Linked DNA regions of Homo sapiens: all the other regions are linked to region 1. A link is a loop called in an ENCODE intact Hi-C map of the cell type or tissue named here. Cell type or tissue: endothelial cell of umbilical vein. All regions are shown on one strand. Each heading gives the region's core, and the rest is flanking DNA. Links, peaks and the distances in the headings are about the cores only.

Region 1 (10,858 bases), core at 3,021-8,020:
GCTGGAGGATGCAGACATGACATCCAGTGGAGACTTGTGATATGTCAGGAGGGATTACAGGTCACAGCCCCTGGAACCTTGTTCTTCTTGAGAGATTTCACCTGCCCCACCGAAGGCTCCAGCCCTAAGCCTTTGGGATGGACAGAGAAAATACAAAATATGATGCAGTTTTTGTCACCTCCCAGTTCTCTCAAGTCCATGTGCCTAGGGACTGTGTCTCAGAAGCACTGTCTCCTGAGGAACCAGCTCTTGCATAGGTGCTATCTCCAAGTGCTGAGAGTGTGGAGGGACTTGGCACATTTATTACTTTCTTCCCAAGGCAAAGGAAAACCAAATTTAAGAGACTGAGCTAGGCCAAGTCAGCTCACTGACTCATCTAAAAAGGGCAAACAAGAAACCAATTGAGTCAATCTGGAGAAACTCTATCCATCCCCAAGGACGGGGTAGTGTCCTGAATGTGATCAAAATGAGGCTGGGCAGTGAGGACACTATCAGAGCCTGCTTGGCTTTTTGTAATTACTGAAAAACAGAAGCATGCGCTTCCACCCTGTCCCTGAATCCTGCCCAATTCCTAGCCCTCATCCCCTGCATCATTCCTTCCCTTGCATGAATGAAGGAATAGCACAACCAATCCCGTGAACAGTCCTAGGCTTATCTGGGTGCAGGTAAATCATGAGATTCACTCTAAACTTAATCCCATTAATTGCCGTGTTTGAGAGAAAGGGGATTTCATTAGGGCCTCCAGAGGAGTTTTCTGAGGGAAGAGATACAAGCTCTGGCCACCCCAGGAGGCCCTGTATGGACCCTGCTCACCATGGTTGTGGCGGGACATCGTCCTCACTTGTGGCCCGAGGACTGGCTGTGCTCTCCCTGGCCCATGGAAGCGGGAAGGCCCAGAACTCTGTGGCCACGGCCGGGCGCTGCTACCCTCCACGGCTGAACACTATTAGCCTGGGGCAGATGTCAGCTCTGAGAGGTCCGCCAATTCTGGTGTGTCCCAAAAAGTGGCTGAGACTGGAGACTAGGAGATGCAGGATATGGATGAAGCATGAGCCAGAGTGCTATTTGCACCCTGAAGCCAGAAAAGGAGGAAAAGATGATGGAGATTTGTGGAGGTAGCTGAGTGTCTGGAGAGGCTGGGGTAGAGCAGGTACCACCCTTCAGACAGCGCCACGGGGAAGCTGGTGGGACATGTTTCTGCCAACTTGCCAACTCCTAGGAGACCTGACGTGTCACCCAGACCCTTTACCCAGCAGGGCCTGTCATCTCCCCTAGGAGGGCTTGTTATGATTCCCCAGACCTCTCTCCTCCAGTGTTTCTTTCAGGAGGACTGTCCCCACGCCCCTGACACATGGTGATTAGGGAGCCCCCGTGACTCCGACTACCCTGGAGCGCCCACAGCACTCCCCAGAGGCAGCTCCAGATGTCTGCTGTTCATTGCCCAGAACGCTTATTTTTTAAAAGAGGCCCTCACCATGGACTTCCAGCATCACCGGGGGCAATGCTGGGAATGGGGGTGGTGCTTTCCTCAGAGACCAACCAGGACCATGGGGAGCACCTGCAGCAGCTGATCCAGAGACCAGGACATCCACAAGGACAGATATCTTATGAAAAGTCCTCAGGTTCATAGGAATGCTAACTCTGCTGGGGGTGGGGGAGCTGCCTAGCCATGGATGATAATATAAACCTGTTTGGCCTGGAGAGCAACCAAGAAGGCCCAGGGGTCCTAGCCAAGGCCAGGCAGGGTCAAAGTAGAGATGGAAAAGTTGCTGACATCAGTCATGGGGCTATAAAGTGGAGGCATAGAGAGAAGGCTAAGGCAGAGGGATATGAGACAGGCCTTTTTTCTCTAGACGGCTGTGTGTGATTGCTGAGGGCACAAACCCCACCATGATTATGCTTCTGGTTAGCCTTGCTGCAGGGGAGCAGCCCCACCCCCAGCCCCGTAAGCATTGGTGATACCTGCCAAGCTCTGAGATCATCACCTTCAAAGTGCCCAGCAGGAAGGCTGGCAAGGCAGAGGGTGAGTTTGGATGCACCGTGTTCTGGGCATCTGTTACCCAAACTTAGCAGTATAAAACAACCGTTTATTATGTTCCTGGATTCTGTGGGTTAGGAACTTGGACAGGTACCATGGGGATGGTTTGTCTCTGCTCCGTAATGCCTGAGACCTCTGACTTGAAGCCAGGGTACTCAATGACCAGCGCTGGAGCCATCTAGAGGCTCTTTTCACCCAAGCTCCTGGCTGTTGCCTGGAACCCTAGGCAGTGCTGTTGGCCTCCCCATGTAGCCTGGACTTCCTCACAATATGGTGGCTTGGTTCAAAGGGCAGGCACCTGACAAGGGAAAGAGCCAAATGGAAGCTATGTTGCCTCTTAGAACCCAGCTGTGAAGTTATGCAGCATTACTTCCTCCACAGTTAGTTCATTAGAAGTGAGTCATTAGAGCCAAGTGCTCTGCTAGGATGAGGACGGTATGATTGAGGGCTGGGCATGCTGCCTTCCAGCCCCCTGCTATTTTCTGTTTCTGGAAGCAGTCCCTTGGTCGAAGAAGCTGTGAGTGCTCTGGGTGGAGAAGAGGCCAGTGATTTCAGTGCAGGTCTTGGGGGCTTTAGGGACTGAGGCATTTCCCTCCTTGGGTTGCCTGGAAACACCAGTGACCAACCAGCCATGGGTCGCCTGGACAGGACCACCCCTCAGAGAGAAAAGCCAACTGTGGGCACTTACAGCCCTCCCATCTGAATCTTGCCTTTCCCAGTATGAGTCTTGGCATGTCTTATAACCACCTGTTGGTCCTTGAACCCTGAACTATTCCTCTCTTCATCACTCCAGCCCTGAGTACCCAACTGGGGTGGGTACTCAGGACTGGGGAGCACCCAGGAGAGAGGCGCTAGTTGCCCAGTGGGAGAGTCTGGGAAGGCTTCCTTGAGGAGGAGACATCTGTGCTGCTCCCTAAAGATTGATTGACAGATAAGGGAGGTAAGGGCATTCTAAAAGCATGGGCCAAAAATCTGGGTCCTAGGGAGGTCAGAAAAATCAGGCTGGAAAACAGGTTGGGAGCTGACCAATAAGAGCTCTGTATACCATGCAGTTTGGACTCCAGGTCATGGTTGCTGGAGTAGGTGGAGACAGTCAGTTGTGAGGTAGAATGTGCTCAGGGTGACAGTCTTACAGGAACTCATGACCTTGGTCAGTCTGTGAGAGTCCAGAACCCGTAAGCCCTGCAGATTCAGAGACCGGACCTGCTCAGCAATCTTGCTAACTAAATTCTGACCTCACTAATGTGTAAACCAAAAGCACAGGCTATTAATTTGCAGGGTTGAGGAACATCTCTTTCCATGTGGGGACCCCCATCCGGGATGCTCCCTATGTGGTGTCAGGGTCCTGGGGGGCAAGTTTGGTTTTCTGTAGGTTGCTGGGTGAGTGAGAATTAGAGCCGAGGGAGCTTGAGATTGTTGAAGGGAAGTCATGGGTTCCCGGGTGCCTGGTGTAGTCAGAGCAGAGAGCTGCCACAGAGCTCCAGGCCTCCCTCTCCCCGGGTCACTGGGACACACCTTTTGTTCACTCCCTCTCTCCTTGTCACATTCTTTTATGATGTCAGAATCACAGATGCGGGCTGACTGTTCCCAGGGCCTGGAAGGCAGGCTGTCTCCTCCGATTATGTGTTGACTGAATTTGTGCAACCCTCAGCCTTCTCCAGGGCCCCTCGGCTGGAGCAGCTTTCTGAACAATTATGATCAGGGACGTGCATAATCAAGTTTGTGTTTTAGGCAGATAACTGGAGCTGCAGAAAGGAGTCTGGTGGAGAGGGAGGCAGGCTGGTGGCTGGACGCTGGCCTCCTTGCTGCCACATTGTGCATAGGATGAGGTATGACTTGGTGGGAGCATCTGTGAGGGTAGCAAAGGCCCTTCTCTGCCTGTGAGGAAACCCCAGGACAGTGAGCCCCAAACCACCAGAGTCCCTCCTCACCAACTTCCTGGCCTTAGCAGGAGCTGGGCAGGAATAGAGACTTCTCAGGAGGGTAGAGTTAGGAGTGAAGCCAGCTTCCTTTCTCTCTGGCACTCATCTCCTGGGATCCACATCCGGATTCAGTTCCTGAGAACCTGGTGAGAACTTGGCTACCCGCCTGTGACCGGAAGCATTTCTCCCGGAGTCACATGGGGGACTTCACACTGACCTGGGCTGGCTCTCCTGCTCTGCATCCAGACGCTGTAGGTCCCGCGGGGTTTGCAGCCTGGAGTTTGGAGCAGCTGAAAGGCCTGTGGGCCCTGAGCAGATACAGCAGCAGCTGTCAGGGGGCTGCTCCTGCCAAGGCTTCCCCACCCAGCCTCCATTTCCTGACACAAGGGTAGGACAGTTGGAGCTCCCTGCGGGTTGGGAAACAAAGGCCAAGGCCCCTGAATGGATGGGAAAAGTCAGGCTGGGGAGAGTCTGAGGTTCTCGCTGTTGTGATTCATGCCTTTCCTTGCGTCGGTGAACCTGTTCCCCACCTCTGTAGCTGCTCTTGTTACCGTGGGATACTCAGCCTGGCCATCTTTTTGGATCCCGGACCCCATCTGCTGCCTGACCTAGCAGGAGAGCCAGCTGCTGCTTCACATCCCAGCTCCAGCACTCACTAGCTGTGTGACTTTGGCAAGTTACTCAGCCTTTCTGTGCCTCCATTTCCTCATCTGTAAAATAGAAAGGAATAGTAACAGCCCTCTCTCAGTGGAGTGTTTTGGAGATCATGTGAGTTAATGCTTAGGATGCAGGACAGCTCTGGGAATAATATCTAGGAAGCAATATAAATATCGGCCATTATGGCTATGATTGTTTCATGACAACCCCTGTTATCATACACAATCCAGAGGCTTTTCTCCAAGTACAGAAGCTGCACCTGAGCATGGTTGCTCACACCTATAATCCCATCACTTTGGGAGGCCAAGGTGGGAGGATCACTTGAAGCCAGGAATTCAAGGCCAGCTTGGGCAACATATAGAGAGACCCCATCTCTACAAAAAAAAGTTAAAAACAAAACCAAACAAAACGATAAAAAAAAGAAGAAAGAAGAAAGAAGAAGAAGAAGAGGAAGAAAAAGAAGAAGTGGAGGAAGGAGAGGAAGAAGAAGAGGAAGAGGAAGAAGAAGAGGAAGAGGAAGAAGAAGAGGAAGAGGAAGAAGAAGAAGAAAAGCTGCACATGCTCACAAAGCCCCTGAAGCACAGGCCAGAATCTGGGGTCGTGAGTGGGTACGGGGAGGAAGGGCAGTGCTTCCCAGCCTCCTCCCTGGAGTGGGGTCAGGAGCAGGCACCCTGATGTCCTTGTTGGCTTATCTTCATGGATGTCTTTGAGGCCACCTCTCTTTCTGTGGCCACCAGCCCTTCCTTCTCAACCTTCTCCTGCTCAAGGCCAACCCCACTTTCTCTCTTCCAAGAAATGCACCTGTTGAATCTTCACATTGATCGGATTGGCACATAAAATACAAGACACCCTATAGAATCTAAAATAATTTTTGGTATGAGTGTGTCCCATGTAATAATTGAGGCATACTGTATGAAAATATTATTCATTGTTTATCTGAGATTCAACTATGGCTGGGCATCCTATAATTTTATTTGCTAAATCTGACAAATAAAATTCAGCTAAATTATTTGCTAAATTTGGCTAAATCTCCTTTAATCTGTCCAATAACCTCATGAGGTTCCCCACTTTGAGGCCCCTAAACAAAGAGGTCCCATGCAAGTGGAATAAGGAGCCATGGAGGAGGCAGCGGGTCTGGGAGACCTGGAAGTGCTGCTGGACTTGTCAGTGCATTTGGGCCTGAAATGCCCATCAGCCTCCTGATCTTCTGCATATGGAGTGCTAACTGTGGACTCGGTGTGTCTGGGGAATAGACCCCGGCCAGGCTCAGTGGCTCCACCCACACAGCGTGCCTTTGGATAGGTGGTCGGGGCTGTGGAGACCCTAAGTCCCCGGAGAAGTGTTGGGGGGAGTGGGTAGAGAGGGCTCTCCCAACGGCTGCCAACCCAGGTGGGATGACAGGCACTTGGATGAGTAGAGACAAGCTGCTTCCTTTGGAGTTAAATATGCGTCTAACTTCTCCAGAGGAAATGCCACTCAGGCTGAAAGAATGTTGGGAGGCTCTGTGTGTGGAGGGCTGGCTCTCGGTGGCCTGGCAGCAGGACAAGATTCCTGGAGGAAGGAACAAGCTTTTCCAGGGACCGACAAAGAGAGAAGGCTCCCAGAGGAGCTCTGGAGGTGGGAGCTGTCTGTATATATTGGAAGGAGAAGAGGGAGGATAGGAGGAGAGAGAGAACTCCAGGACTCTTTCCTGATTAAGGAAGGCATGACAGGCACTAAAGGGTTAGGAGCAGTGTTCTCCATACCCTGGGGTGCCAAGCTCTGCTCGGGGGTGCATTTTCCTCTTTCCTGGGCAGTGTGACTTGGGGGAAGAAAATTGGTGGGAGCAGCCCCAGGCGAGCCAGGCCTTTGCAGACATTGGCACTTTAGAATAATAATAGCTGGCACTGATGGGCTCCTGGCTCCTGCCTGGGTTTTTCCACAGGGCAGTCTCTGCAGCGGGTCAGGCTAGAGCCCCTCAGTGAGGTTTGGGGCCCCCACCCCCTGAGCTGGCTGAGAGTTTCCAGTGTAGCATCCAGGAAAGACTGGAGGCGCCCTGCTGCGTTCCAGACAAATGTGCATCTTACAGGCTCCTGCGACTGGCCTGGTTTTAAGGTCAAAAAAGGACTCTCAGGAATGGGGAAAACCTGACTTGGGAATCCTGTAGGATAAAAGGGAAGCTTCCTGCTGCTCTTCCTCAGGGCACTGTTGCTAATCCTCCAGTCACCTTGTGCCAGGGCCAGCCTTGTGGACCCTGCCCTCCTGCAGCAGGCACAGCTGGCAGTGCTCCACCTCCCTGAGAGTTCCAGAGTTCCCTCCTGCCTCACACTGCCACCTCCTGCCCCCTGGCTGGGGCCCCGACCCAGCCCAACCACTCCCAGAGAGAGCTCCACAGAGCACTGGGTTGCAGTTGAGCAGAACTTGGCTTGAGTGTAGCTCTGCCACTTCTGATTTTGGCAAGTGACTTCATTGTACTGTCTCAGTTTCCTCATCTGTCAAATGGGGCTTCTCTTGCTTACTGTGGAAGACAGGATAGTGTGAGGACGAGCTGAGGTGATGGATGCTCAGGGGTCTAGCCCCCAGGGGTGATCGAATTGTGTCTGTTTTTTCTTGTTCCGTGCAGCCTCCTTGTCCTTGTTGGTAGTTGGCCCATCCTGGGCCCTCTCTTGGTTCCATTGCAACTGTCCTCCTTCTTCTTGTCTTCCCCTCCAGAGCAGAGGGCTCTAGGATGAAGCAGGAAGTTGTGCTGTTGGTAATGGGAAGGGCACTGGCTCAAGCCTGATGTTCTGGGCCTTTTCAGTAGAAATGTATTCATTAACAAACAAGACCCATTGGCCCACACTTAAGCTCAGGAGAGGCCATCCTTTGAGCTCCTGCCGTGAGTTAAGCACTGCAAATAGAGATCCACGCTAGGGGTAGAGTGGGTGGAGGCCACTAAGCACTGTTGCATCTGTTATCTCCTTTAATCTGTCCAGTAACTTCATGAGGTTCCCCACTTTACAGATAAGACCCAGAGAGACTCAGTAATTAGGCCAAGATCACCTAGCTTGTAAGTGAACGTGTATTAGAACCGAGGTGTGGGCGCAAAAGCCTGTCTCAGCCCTACATGGCCCCAGATGCACTTGTGCCATATGGTCTTGACTTGTGACCCAGCATTATGGCAAGTGCAGCGACAGAGCCTGTAGAGGGGAGTGTGGGGGCCCAGTGGGGAATGGGGAACTGTGCCTGGACTCTCCCAGTGTTGGCACTGCAAGTCCTGCATCCCAGGATACCCCTAGCCCTGGGTGAACCAGGACCTTGGCCACTTCACCCACACTGCTGACTCTTTACCAGAGGACCACCTCTGCTCAGGAGGGTGCCTGGGCCAAGCTGCCTCCCCACCCGTGGGTTCTGGGAACAGCCCCACATCCAGGAGAGGATTATTTGTTTATCTCACAAATTATACCATCTGTTCATCCTGGGAGCACTCAGGGCCTGGCATGACCACACCACCCCCAGGGTGCCAGGAAATGGTAATCCACAGATAACATGCCCCACCCAAACCTTCAGTGACTAGAATGTGTACGGGGCTGGAGTGCCAGAGCCTGGCTCAGCCAAGAGACGCTGTTCTGGTCCCTGTGGCTCCACATCCTTTGGAATGTACCAGCACCTCCCCACTGACCACCCCTCTGTCACCTTCTAGCAATAAGATGCTGAAGGCTTAGGAACAGAGCTGACTGTGCGTGGAAGATCCGAAACAGAGGAGACTGGGGCTGCTGGCTTGTATCGGGGGAAGGTGCATGTATTAGTTTGCTAGGGCTGCCATCACAAAGTACCCCAAACAGGACGACTTAACAGGAATCTATTCTGTCACGGTTCTGGAGGCTGGAAGTCTGAAATCAAGATGTCAACAGGATTGTTTCCTTCTGAGAGCTGTGAGGGAAGGATGTGTGCTCTTATGAATGTGTGTGTAAATCTGAGCTTTTCTTCCATCAACACCATTAGGCTCTAAGGCTCTATGACCAGTGGTTCATCTACTGGTCAGTTCGTTCTTTCTGTTATTCTTTTTTTTTTCAAGATGGGGTCCACTGTCTGACTCAGGTTGGAGTGCAGTGGTGCGATCTTGGCTCACTGCAACCTCTGCCTCCCAGGCTCAAGCGATCCTCCCACCTCAGCCTCCCAAGTGGCTGGAATCACAGGTGCATGTCACCATGCCCAGCTAACTTTCTGTTATTCTTTTAGTGAATGGCAGCTGCGAGTCAAGCACGTGCTGGGGGAATTAGAGTCAGAGACTGCTCCAGAACTCATGTTGAAATTCAATTTCCATTTTAACAGTATTAAGAGGTGAGACCTTTAAGGGGTATTTAGATCCTGAGGGCTCCACAGTCATAAATGGATTAATGCCATTATTGTGGGAGTTGGTTTCTTATAAAAGGGCAAGTTTGGTCCCCTTTTCTCTTGCCCTTTCTTGTGGCCCTTTCACTTTCTGCCAGGGGATGATGTAGCAAGAAGGCCCTCACCAGATGCTGGCTCCTCAATCTTGGACTTGCCAGCCTGCAGAACCATGAGCCAATAAATTTCTGTTCATTATAAATTACCCAGTCTCAGGTATTCTGCTATAGCAGCAAAAATGGACTAAGATGGTGACTGACCTCAAAGGGTGGCTGTGAGGATCCGAGAGGCATACTATACTTAAAGCCTGAAGGATGTGCAGGCAACTGGTTGGCGCTTTCTAAACTTCACTCTTGTCCTCTCCTCCTGCACAGTGTGCAGAGCTCTGAGGACAAGTGCATCCTATTGGTGGAGGTCCTGGGCCTCCATTCTGCATGCAGTTGACCCTCACTTCTTGCCCTGAAGATGTTCTCTCCAGAGCCATGGGCTTGAGAGGAGCTTGGGGAAGGCCCTGGCCCTGGAGGCATCCATCCCCAGCAGCCTCTTCCTTTGGGCCTCCGGTGAACAAGAATGTCTGGGATTCCTGAGAAGTGTGGGAAATCCAAGTGCCCAGCCAGTATGAGGAATGAGATGCAGCATCAGAAGGGTCCCAAAGAAGCGGTGCCTCTGCGGGCCCCACACAGACTCTGGGAAAGCCTCCAGGGACTCATTGTTGTCCTCTCCCTCCTCCAAGTTTTGACTTCTGCTCACTCAGAGCCTCTCTCCTCTGATCAACTCTAAACTGGAAAATCAAAGACTCTGAATGGCTCCTTTGCCATTTTCCACTATTTCATGATAGTGTCAAAGCACCGGGGCTGCTTCCAGCCTGACATTCCTGCCAAATCTATGCTGTGTTCCCGGTCAGCCCTCGCTCCCGCCAGCTTCTGAGCTTTCTAAATATAGTTCCCTCCTCGGGACAACAAAGAAGCCATCCTCTGAATGACTGCATTCCCCATGGCCAGCTTCTGGGCTGTTTGTCAGATTCCCCCAGCAGGATGGGAGGGAGGAGTGGGGGCAAACAGGAGTGGCCAGGACTGGAGAGGAGCTGCTGAAGTCCATGCAGCAGGGTGCTGTCTTCCAGCCATATGACATTTGGGCCCAGACGCTCAGTGGCTATGGCCTTGACCGTGAGTTCCTGCCTTCTGTCTCTGGGGATGCATGGGGCCCAGAGCCCTGTCCCGGGCAGGTGCTACTAAGTTGTGACTGAAGAAGAGGAGAGAGAAATGGTGATCTCCCCAGCAGGAAATGAAAAGTGTCTGTCGGCTCCAGTCCAGTCAAGCTGGGTGACCTCTGGGCAGATTCTATCCTTAAGTCTCAGTTTCCACATCTGTGAAGTAGGGATAAGGACTATGTCAAGGAGACTAGAGAGAAATTGTGCCAGGTGGCGGGCACTAGTGGTCCTATCTGGCCAGGGCTCTGTGCCTGCATGTGATGGATTGCAGGCATAGCCTTTGAAGTGCTTTTTGATGTGCCTTTCACTTCAGGATGGAGTCCCTCTTCTGGTCCCAGGGCTAAGAGGTAGATAGAGGCCCTGCAAGGTACTCATTCCTTACTAAAACAAGACCCCAAGCCCAGAGCCCCTGCCTTCCCTCCCAGGCCTCTTATTTCTGATCTCAGCTTCTCAGCCATCCAGAGCCCAGTTGGGTGCTGAGGCCCCTTTAAAAAGCCCAGAGCCCCCGCCTTCCCTCCCAGGCCTCTTATTTCTGATTTCAGCTTCTCAGCCATCCAGAGCCCAGTTGGGTGCTGAGGCCCCTTTAACACCTTGGCTCAAATGTGGACAGAACCCTTGAGCACAGCTAAGAGCAATTAGAATTATGGAAAAGAAAAAAACCTGGATTTCTCAGCTCAGGGC
Region 2 (5,000 bases), core at 1-5,000, 210 kb before region 1:
TATATGGGTTTGGACGTCTTTATTGCCTCTGCTGGGAGAGCTGAGCAGTGCGGAGTACCGTACAAAGAACACTAAGAACTAGGGCTGAACAGAGAACTAAGAATTAAACACTGAAATTCTCCTCCCCTTTAGGTACCTGGTCTCCTCCAGCCACAGTCTGCTCATCCATGAAATGGTAACAGTAACACCTAACACACATCAGAGACTTGCTAGGAAGCTCAGTTTCCAGCCCCAGGCAATACAGCAAGTGACGGCTTTGAGATGGGTAGATCCTGTCATGGGGATGGGAAGGAAGCACGAGTGGCTTGGATCAAGATGAAAGGATATAAGGAGAGAAGCTTATCTTCTTTGTGGGAAGGCATGATGGAATGGCCAATGTGTATACGTCTTCACAATTCCCTCTAGCACTGAACAACAGTAATGGTTTTTATCCCAGCAGTGCTTATTGAGTGCTTACTGCTTTACCTCCAGCATCTAGAAGAGTGCAGTCATGACTCCACCCATTCATCCACCCATCTACTTACCCACCCATCCAACCATCCATCCTGCCACCCACCCATCCCCCCACCCATCCATCCATCCAGCCACCCACCCATTCATCCACACACCCACCCATCCATCCCCCCACCCACCCACCCACCCACCCACCCACCCACCTATCCATCCCCCCACCCATCCAGTCAGCCTTGCTGAATGAAAGCTAACTGCTATTCTAGGTCTTCTACAAACACCTCATTTGAACAGGAAGAATCTTGGAGAGGGCAGATGGGGACACCCTCCTTGGGCCATCGGCCTTTTCCTAACTCACTAGGCTACATGAAGCCTTGCTTCCTCCCCTCCTGCTATGCAAACTTACAAGGCAGATGATTCAGGAGGCCTGGCTAACTAGAGAGATTCTGAGCACAAGGCAGCTGAGCTGACAGTTCCTTTGAGCAATCTGTGTGGTGGGATAATCTCACCAACACCTGAAGCTAGACAGGGGCATTGGAAACTGTAGGGCTCAGTATGGGTCAGTTACTGCTGTTGTTACCAGCCACCAAATTAAACTCACCCAAACTCTCTCCCCACAACTGACTGAAACAATGATTCTCCTAAGCTCATTCTTGTGACAGTAAAAGTACAGAAAGGCCCAGCAGTAGGCTTGGTTTAATACTGTATTGGGAATTTATTTATGAAATCTCTCAGAAGAGCTTAATTCCATCACAAACCTTAATGTCAGACATTCGCTGGGACAGATGACAGTTCAGGACACTCAGGAGGATGGCATTTCCTTAGTTTACCTCTCCCGGGCTGGAATTTCAGAGAAGCAGCTGACTACCACATTTTCGGCCTCTGTGGGCAGGTATGCTGGTGGTCAGGGTCTGCAGTGGAGCCCTCTCTTGGGACACAGATGCCCGTACTTAACCAGGAGGAGAATGGTGAACAGGGAGCGGCTTGCAGGACAGGGAGGCAGCCAGATAGAGAGCTTCCGCTCAGAGTCCTTTCAAACAGTCCTGACAAACAGTAATCATGACAAAGGTAATCATCTTCCTCTATGCCGGCCACTGTTCTAAGTGCTTTACACATATTATTTTATCCAGGCCTCACAATCACCCTCAAAGTTGGAGACTATTATCATTTTTCAATTAAGGAAACTGAGGCACAGAGAGGTGAAGTAACATGCTTAAGGTCACACAGCCAAGATCCGACGTGGTGGCTCACACCTGTAATCCCAGCACTTTGGGAAACCAAGGCGAGTGGATCACTTGAGCTCAGGAGTTCAAGACCAGCCTGGGCAACATGGCAAAACCCATCTCTGCAAAAGCACACAAAAATTAGGCAAACATAGTAGTGCACACCGGTGGTCCCAGCTACTCGGGAGGCTGAGGTGGAAGGATCACTTGAGCCCAGGAGATGGAGGTTGCAGTGAGCTGATTTGTGCCACTGCACAACAGCCTGGACAACAGAGTGAGACCCTGTCTCAAAAAAATAAAAAAAAGTCTCACAGCCATAAGTGGGATGCAAACCCAGGTTGGTCTGACCTCAAAGACCATGCTCTCAGGCCCTGTGCCACACCACCGTCTCACTCTGTGGCTTGAAGAAATAAGAGCTTCAAGGGTAGTCTATGTCAACAGTGTCCACAGCACACCTACTTCTCCTATGTCCTGAAGCAAGAGTGTCCCTCTCACCTCCACAGTCCCTAGCCAGCATCCTACCAGTGATATTTAAGACCCCAAATGCACCATCCACCTCTCTTGGCTCAGTTCAGTCTCAGAAACATCTGTGCCTGAGAAGGGCACAGGCGGTTAGATTCTGGGCTCTGAGCTGGAGCAGAGGCTCTGTGTCTGGGCCAGGACAAGGGGGAGGACATGCTGAGTGTGGACAGATGTCCACCAGGCCATGACTCTGGCAATCATTTTAATGAGCAATGCAGCGGTCAGCTGGGCACGCCAAACGTGTTCACCCACTCTGAAAACTGAGTTGAAATAGAGCATGATTCCAAGGCCCAGGTCAGTTAAATGACAAAGCAACAAAACCACAACAATGTATTACATCCAAACCCAGTGACCACAAAACTTTTCTGATTCAGGATTTAAAAAAAAGAAAAAAAAAAAGGAGTCAGGATATGGTTTCATGAAGGCATTAAGCCATCTCCCCCACCCCACATACTCCTAACTTCCTGAACAAAGAAAGCATTCCATCATTTTAGCGCCTTTCCACCAAGACAACAATAGGCTGCATTTTCCATCTAAGAACAGTTGGCTTGGAACAGCAGATAGAGAAGCAGTGAGAGTAAACGCAGGTCTGCGGGGCCACCGAGGACAATGATTAATGGGTTTCCCAGGCCTGCTATCAGCTGGGGCAGGCAGTATAGGAATAGGTCTCAGAACATGTTACCCCAAGGCCCTCTTGCAAGCACTCCAGTGAGCAGAGGATCGGCCTACACATTCCCAACCCATGAGCTCAGGCTGGAGGTGAGCCAGGGAGAGCCAAGGTGGACAGTGGGAGGAGGGTCAGAAAGGGTCTGAACGTCTCACTGCTGCTCCAGGAAGGGAAGACTAGCCATCCATTGAGGCATTACGACACCACCTCTGACTCGAACAATGGACTGTGTGGTGTGACCTTAATTAAAGGAAAAACGTAGAATCACAGTGCATTTAAAAGACCTTAGAGAGGCCATCTACTAAAATCTCTCATATCACACAAGAGGGAACAGAACAGAGTTGGGAGGAAGGGAAAGAGGAATTTACGTTTCTGACAATTTCCTATCGCTAGGAATCGTGTCGTGTGTGCTAAAGCCGCTACGGTGTGTTAGAATATTGCTGTTTTACAGATGTGGAAATTTGGTCTCAAGCCAGTAATTGGCCCCCAGTCACAAAACTAAAAAGCAGAGGAGCAGAGATTTGACCCGGATCCCTTCCAAGCTCTTTTCAGCAACTCCCCCACCCCTGACCCACTACACTGGCAGGCCCCACATGGCTCCTGACCCCTCTATTCCCAGCTCTATGGCATCAGAACAGGGGTCCTTAACCATTTTTATGCCACAAACCATCTCAGTAACTTGATAAAACCTATGGACACCTTCTCAGAATATTTTCTTTAAATCATAAAACAAAACATTAACAGATCTAGCATAGCTAATAGTAAGTAACAAGATCTAGTTGTAGGTCTAACACCTTACAATAATTTCAATAATTATTCACTTATAATAATTTCTAGTTGTAAGTGTAAATCCTAGCTTGAGATATCTGCAACCACTGCAAGAAGGAATGAAAATATTTGTGATTTCTATTAGTGATGAAGTCACAGGCACTCCTAAGATGGATTTGTTGCCTACAGTGTCCCTGTAATTGGGGAATATATTACGTTTCAGTTAGAGGTTAGTAAAAATAAAGGGTTTTTTCTTCATTCAAGTTCACAGACCCCAGGAAATTAAAAATCCGTGTACCAGACTAGCACTACCATGAATCCCCAGCATGGGGGACAGTTGTCAACTTTTCCTTAAACCTGTAGGACAAAATAATAGCAGTTGCGATTTATTGAATGTTTTAATGTTGCAGGCCCCTGTTAAGCTAACTCATGTCCTACTGACAGCTTTTCTTTAAAGTGGGTGATGCTGCCTTGATCTTACAAAGCAGAAAAGTTTGGTTTCAAGGTTGAATCTTAAAGCAAGTTAAACACATCTACCTACTTCATGTTCAAGTTTACAGATTATTGTAATTGAAGAGACTGTAAAGTAAGCTGTTAAAAAAACCATTTTACTTGAAATTCTCTTCTTGGCTGGATGGATTTTGAGTTCACGTAAACAAAACAAAATAAATTAGACATTGAAGCTGATATAAGGCTACAAATGCCATCCTTAACCGCAAATTGAAAACTACTAAATCCATCAGATTCATAGTACCAGGACTTTAATCGAGAATTTCTAATAAACAAAGGTGAAATTCTAAAACCAGACATTCATAAATATAAAATAATGCTGTTGCCCTCCTTAAATATTTCTGACAGAATTTCTTTTGAAAATAAATGTAAGAATAGGCCGGGCACGGTGGCTCATGCCTGTAATCCTAGCGCTTTGGGAGGCCAAGGTGGGTGGACCACCTGAGGTCAGGAGTTTGAGACCATTCTGGCCAACATAGCAAAACCCTGTCTCTACTAAAAATAGAAAAATTATCCAGGCATGGTGGCAGGTGCCTATAATCCCAGCTATTTGGGAGGCTGAGGCAGGAGAATCGCTTGAACCCCCAGGGGTGGGGTGTGGCGGGGCGGAGATTCCAGTGAGCTGAGATCACGCCATTTCACTCCAGCCTGAGCAAAAGAGCAAAACTCCATCTCAAAAAAAAAAAAAAAAAAAAAAAAGAAGGAAAATAAAGGCAAGAATAATTTCTGAGCCCTCTCTGTATCCTTATCACCCAAGATCAACTGTTGAAGAAATAGTGTACTTGAAAATACAATATATCTCATATCTTTCCCATTTTCTCCACTGAAGTCCTCAAAGGTTGAGCAACTAAAGTCTAGGA
Region 3 (5,000 bases), core at 1-5,000, 260 kb before region 1:
CTTTTTAAAGAAAAATTTTAATTTAGAAACAATTTTAGATTTACACAAAAGTTGCAAAGATAGCACAGACTGTCCCTGCATACCCTTCACCCAGCTGCCCACAGTGTTAAATCTGGAATAATTGCTCCTGTCATCAAGATTGAGAAATTAACACTGGCACAATACTATTAACTAAATTATACACTTTATTCGGATTGCATCAGTTTTTCCACTAATATCTTTTTTCTGTCCCAGGATCCCACACTGCATTTCATCACCCTGTCTCCTTGGTTTCCTACAAACTGTAACAGTTTCTGTTACAGAATGACACTTTTTGTAGGGTACTGAGCAGCTGTTTAATAGAAAGCCCCTCAATCTGGGTTGGTCTGATGTTGTCTCATGATTAGACTTTGGGGAAGGACACCACCGAGGTGAAATGCTCTTCTCATTCCAGTACAGCGGGCTGCATGATATCAACGTGACTTATAAGTGGTGATGTAGACCTTGATCATTCGGTTATGCTATTTTATAAAACGGAGTTCCATATAAGATTTCTCTAGCTCATCTGCTAACAGTGAAAAATTGAAAATGACCACTGTTTACTAAGAACGTCTGTTCCCCCTTACTACGGGATCTCCTCCCACAGGCCTCAGGAGTATAAATGGTGCTGCCACAGCAAGTGGGCAGTAAGTTTTCCCAAGGACACCAGGAATGTCCCTCACAGGAACAGACATTCTCACGACAACAAAGATGTGTTCATTTAGAAGAAATTCACTGGAAAAGGCAAGCTATAGTTAATTTTTTTTTAAAAAGATCCCTAGGTGTGGCAGCCCTATGGGGAACCTTGTATGTAGAGCCACTCTGAGTGTTGGACGAACACAAACCGAAGAGGCATACCCTCCTTCAAAGTGAAATGTAACTGTGCACAACAGCACAGGCTTGAGTGAGAAGAGGCTGTGCTTACTTGGGTGATCACTATTTGTACAAGACCAAAGTTAGCCAGGACGGTGGGCCATACAGGCCAGCACTTTCAGACATTAACGGGTCCACGAATCACCAGGAAATCAATCCTCAAAAGCAGATTTGCTTTCTGTAGGTCTGGGGTGGGCCCTGAAAGCCTGTACTTCTAACAAGCACCCAGCTGCTGCTGCTGCTCCTGGATCTTGGATTACATTTTGAGTAGCAAGAATTTAGAAAGAATATTGCTTTGTTAAAACTGACTTAAAGCAAAACCGTTGCCCCAGGAGACTGTCCAGGGCTGTCTCAGAAAGGGTAGACACAAACCAGATTTCTTCCCACTCCAACTCCTAGGTTGCCAATAACAGAAACAACACTCACATACCCTTAAATAAATAAGCCATGGGTGAAACATAGGAAAAGACTTCCACCTGAGACAAAGTGTACCCAAGGGAAGCTTCTTGGGAATAGGCAGGAGCAAATCCCAGGCCCTGAAGCTAGAGAGCTGACACCCGTAATCTGGGAAATGGAATGTGTCTGTAGCCTTGTGCAGTCTCCGCTTCCTCTCTGTGTCTCTATTTGCTGGCTTCTTGCTTACACCACAGCCAAGTGGTGGAGAAGAAACAGTGCTTCCTGAAGTGCACCTTCAAGAAGCTCTAGGAAAATGTTCAACCCAGGGTGTTTTGAACTCATTGGGTAGAATGGGTTTGTTCATATTTTAAGATGTGAACTGAACTCGTTTTTCTTTGTCAGCGCTTCCCTTTGACCATCACAGATAATGGGTTGAATGGCTGGCTGCTGCTTTCCCCAAGGTGAACCTCATGACTCTATTTATTATAAAGCTCACTGTTGTGAGGGGCAGCAAGTCAGACACGAACAACCATGTCATGCAACTATACAGCAATAAAAACTCTTCGACCATAAACAGTAGAAAAAGTCCCTTCTACCTCCTATCAATCAGATATCAATGTATTATACAGACCGTCCCTCATGCCTCTAAGTCATCATTTTGAGGTCAGCCAGTAGGCTGGCAAAAGCTGGCATCCCACACTTCGCTGACAATATGCATGCTTGTGGAGTTGGAATGGCTTTTTTTGAATGACGTGTATATCTCAGGTCTCTTTTAAAAGCTGCCCAGGGAAGCAAGAACTGACACTCTTTCCCCTTGATCAATTTTTCAGAAGCAGGCAAGAGATTCAGGCTCTCCTTTGACAAAGTAACCTGTAATTTTCTTCTTTCACCAGAAGGTGGCACTTGTGGAGACCACGACATATGCCTTAAAGGCTAAAAGCAAAGGAAACACAAATGGATACAAACGATGATTGGGAGAAAAGTGGGAGTGCTGATGCCTCTTTACTATTTACTGTTAACAGTGGTTGTATATTGATTAACATGTGTCAGATACCATGTTCATCTTATTCATCTTTAAAAGTCCTGCCAAGTTTCATGTATTTCAAGTGTATCATTGCACGTTACAGACATGAACCACATCCTGGGAGGTTGTGTTTCTCAAGGTTACACAGCTAGTAAGTAGTGAAGCGTGATCCAAAACCCCAACTGTTTTTCCATCACGCCAAGCTTGGAACCCAGTGGTTCATGAGAGAGGGAAGGAACAGGGCCAGGCTGCTACCACAGTGAGGCTGCCTGTGGCCACTGGTTGTCAGGAAACGAGCCTCTGTTTAAAGCCACACTGTGTACACAAACCTCGTCCAGGTTGGTGAAGCCCTTCCGTCTCCGTTTGTTCATGTCATTCTCTCCGGTTTGACCATCCACCTGCAATGGCCAAGAAAGCAGGGTGAGCTCTGGGGGCCACCAAGGGCTTCAGTCCCACTAAGATCCCTGAGGGCATAGGGCTGGCTTTGAGCTGGCGCTGAGGATGTGTCCCTGCCCACAAACAGCTGTCAGCCTACAGGCAGGAGTGGTAGTAAATGACTCCGCACTGTGACAAATGCTGTCACAGGGTTTTGTTCAGGCACAGCGGAGAGAACCTCACTCCACCTAGGGAGCCAAGGCTTCGTCAGAAGGGGCTGGAATTACACCCCAAAAGATCTTCATGAAACATCAAAGCAAAAAGAATCCCGGTGACATAGGCAGGGCAGGGATGATCTCCATTGCAAAGTGGCCTTGGGCTCAGAGCAGTTTAATGGTTTGCCCAAGGCCACAGCCAGGTCTGCTGATGCTTTCAGTGTGCTGCCTCATGGAGACCAGCTGGGGTCTCTCTGCACCCAGGGAGCCTCTCTCCTACAAGAAGGTGACCGGGTTCACCTCACATGGACTCTCAGGGCTCAAATGAGCTGCCTAGGGATTTGATGGCAAATCAAGTCTGCAATTCACTCACCATCACAGATCCTAGTAAACAATATTTTATTAACTTCAAATAAGCATTAACTATAGCCTGATGACTAGCGTGACCATACAGCCTAGTTTGTTGGAGGTGGAGGGTAGTTCTGATTTACCGCTTTTTACCCCCAGCCTGATTGTTAACAGTGCCCCCTTCACTCTCAGAAGTCTCCTGGTTTAGATGATACATGACATGGTTGCCCTACTGAGAACGCCTCACAGCCCACTCTCTGCTGCCTGCATCTGGGCATTGAAATCCAGAAAGCCCTGCTCTACCCAAGCCCATTGCATCACCCTGCAAGGGCTCCCAAAGGGCACTCGGCTGTCAGGCTTGTCTCCTCAGGGAATGAGCAGAACTCTGGAGGCCGAGCTGATGCTATGGCTGGAGTGGGAAAGACTGAATTTAGTACCTCCTCCGTACCCCATGGGTAAGCCTACCCTTGTCGCTGGGCTAGGGTCCACCTAGGCTCCCCCATCCTTTTCTGGGGTAAGACCTCTCTGCTACCAGTCTTCAGCCACGGGAGCCTTCTCCAAATGGCTAGTTCTGTCAGAACCAGGGAGCCATGTCCCATTGACCATAGATCGCTTCTGCAGGGAGCCATCTACCCTCTCAGAGGGGGCTTCCATCGCAGGCCCATATTAAATCCTAGCCTTTCTACCATTTTGGATGCAGGGGGAAGTGCTGCAGGCCACCTGCTCACCTCAAACCCAGGCATACAGCCCAATCAGCCCCGTAAATCCTAACCTACCCGATCACAGGAGGATTCTTTTACCTCCTGGTTGTCTGAAACAACAACCCTAGCTACGGGTGCCCCAACACACAACCCAGTACGCATCCCCTCCCTCCAACGGAAAGCATCTGCATCCTCATCTCTTGTCCTCTTCATCATCCCCTGCCCTCTCCCCATATTTACCAGCACCAGATTTTTTTGTTTGTTTTTAAAGACAAGATCAACCACAGTTTAGTCCATTGATATTTGTTCAAAAATTTGCCCCAGGCAGCACAAAACAACACATCAAAGGGCCCTGCCTTCTCTTGAACGTTTTCCTCAGCTTCTGATAAATCATTATTCTGTGAATGGAAAAGATTTTAAGCCAAAAGCTTGGGCAAACACCAAGAGAAACAGATGATCTTATTTGCAACAATGTTGGGTCTTAGAGGAACAGGCTGTCTGGACCCCCAGCTCCACAGCCTGGGAATGCTACTCTTGCCAGCCCAAACCTGGGGCCTGTGAAAGTACAGAATGTCCTACCCAACAAGAATGCTTCATGCATAATCTTAGGGTTTTCTGTTGTTTTTTTTTTTTGGTTTCTACCTTAAATGAGGATTTGGCTTTTCCTCCAAAGGGCAAAACATTTTACTCTCTTTTGTACTCAACAAGCCCAGGGTGGGACTGTTCCACGGGAGCCTATATAGATTGAAGACAGCCATATTAGCCATGGGCTTATGAAGGGCATTCCTGGGGAGGCCGTGCCCACCAGCAGCTCCTAAGAAGACTCCAAATCCTTCAGGGGGAATAAAGGACATGGACGGGGACAACCTCAGCCCCTCTGACCCACCCTGACCCATGGGACAACCAAATGCAGTCTATGGAAAGGTTAGCAACACATATACCCAAATGGTTTCTACTCTTCCTTATGAATTTAACATTGAAGCACTGATTCTCAACTAAGAGCTAGGCTAAGACAAAAAGGTTAAGAACACTCAAACCTAGAGATTTATC

What was found. A loop is a pair of places that touch in the nucleus more often than their neighbours do. Peaks named below come from ENCODE experiments on the same cell type or tissue, not always from the same donor. Only the 100,000 strongest peaks of a DNase experiment are listed, where the experiment ranks them.
Region 2: it touches region 1 in a loop (2.5-fold over the local background); 1 of 110 quality-filtered maps calls a loop at or near these places.
Region 3: it touches region 1 in a loop (2.2-fold over the local background); 1 of 110 quality-filtered maps calls a loop at or near these places.

Annotation. Positions count from the first base shown.
Region 1 is chr11:11,972,695-11,983,552 of GRCh38, reverse strand. The region is part of intron 3 of DKK3 (dickkopf Wnt signaling pathway inhibitor 3); the gene reads left to right. Among named protein-coding and RNA genes, the nearest start is that of DKK3, 31 kb to the left of the region's middle. RefSeq lists enhancers at 6,178-6,347, 6,018-6,579, 6,580-7,141. In endothelial cell of umbilical vein, for the core only: no CTCF peak of the experiment used is centred there; DNase peaks (open chromatin) are centred at 4,132 and 6,112; H3K27ac peaks cover 4,689 bases.
Region 2 is chr11:12,180,761-12,185,760 of GRCh38, reverse strand. All of the region lies in intron 3 of MICAL2 (microtubule associated monooxygenase, calponin and LIM domain containing 2), which reads right to left. Among named protein-coding and RNA genes, the nearest start is that of MIR6124, 20 kb to the right of the region's middle. RefSeq lists an enhancer at 2,927-3,427. In endothelial cell of umbilical vein, for the core only: no CTCF peak of the experiment used is centred there; a DNase peak (open chromatin) is centred at 3,000; H3K27ac peaks cover 4,186 bases.
Region 3 is chr11:12,233,886-12,238,885 of GRCh38, reverse strand. It overlaps MICAL2 (microtubule associated monooxygenase, calponin and LIM domain containing 2), which reads right to left. Exons shown (of 28, transcript NM_001282663.2): 16 at 2,641-2,709. Among named protein-coding and RNA genes, the nearest start is that of MIR6124, 73 kb to the right of the region's middle. In endothelial cell of umbilical vein, for the core only: a CTCF peak has its summit at 2,176 (motif pointing right); a DNase peak (open chromatin) is centred at 2,215; H3K27ac peaks cover 2,460 bases.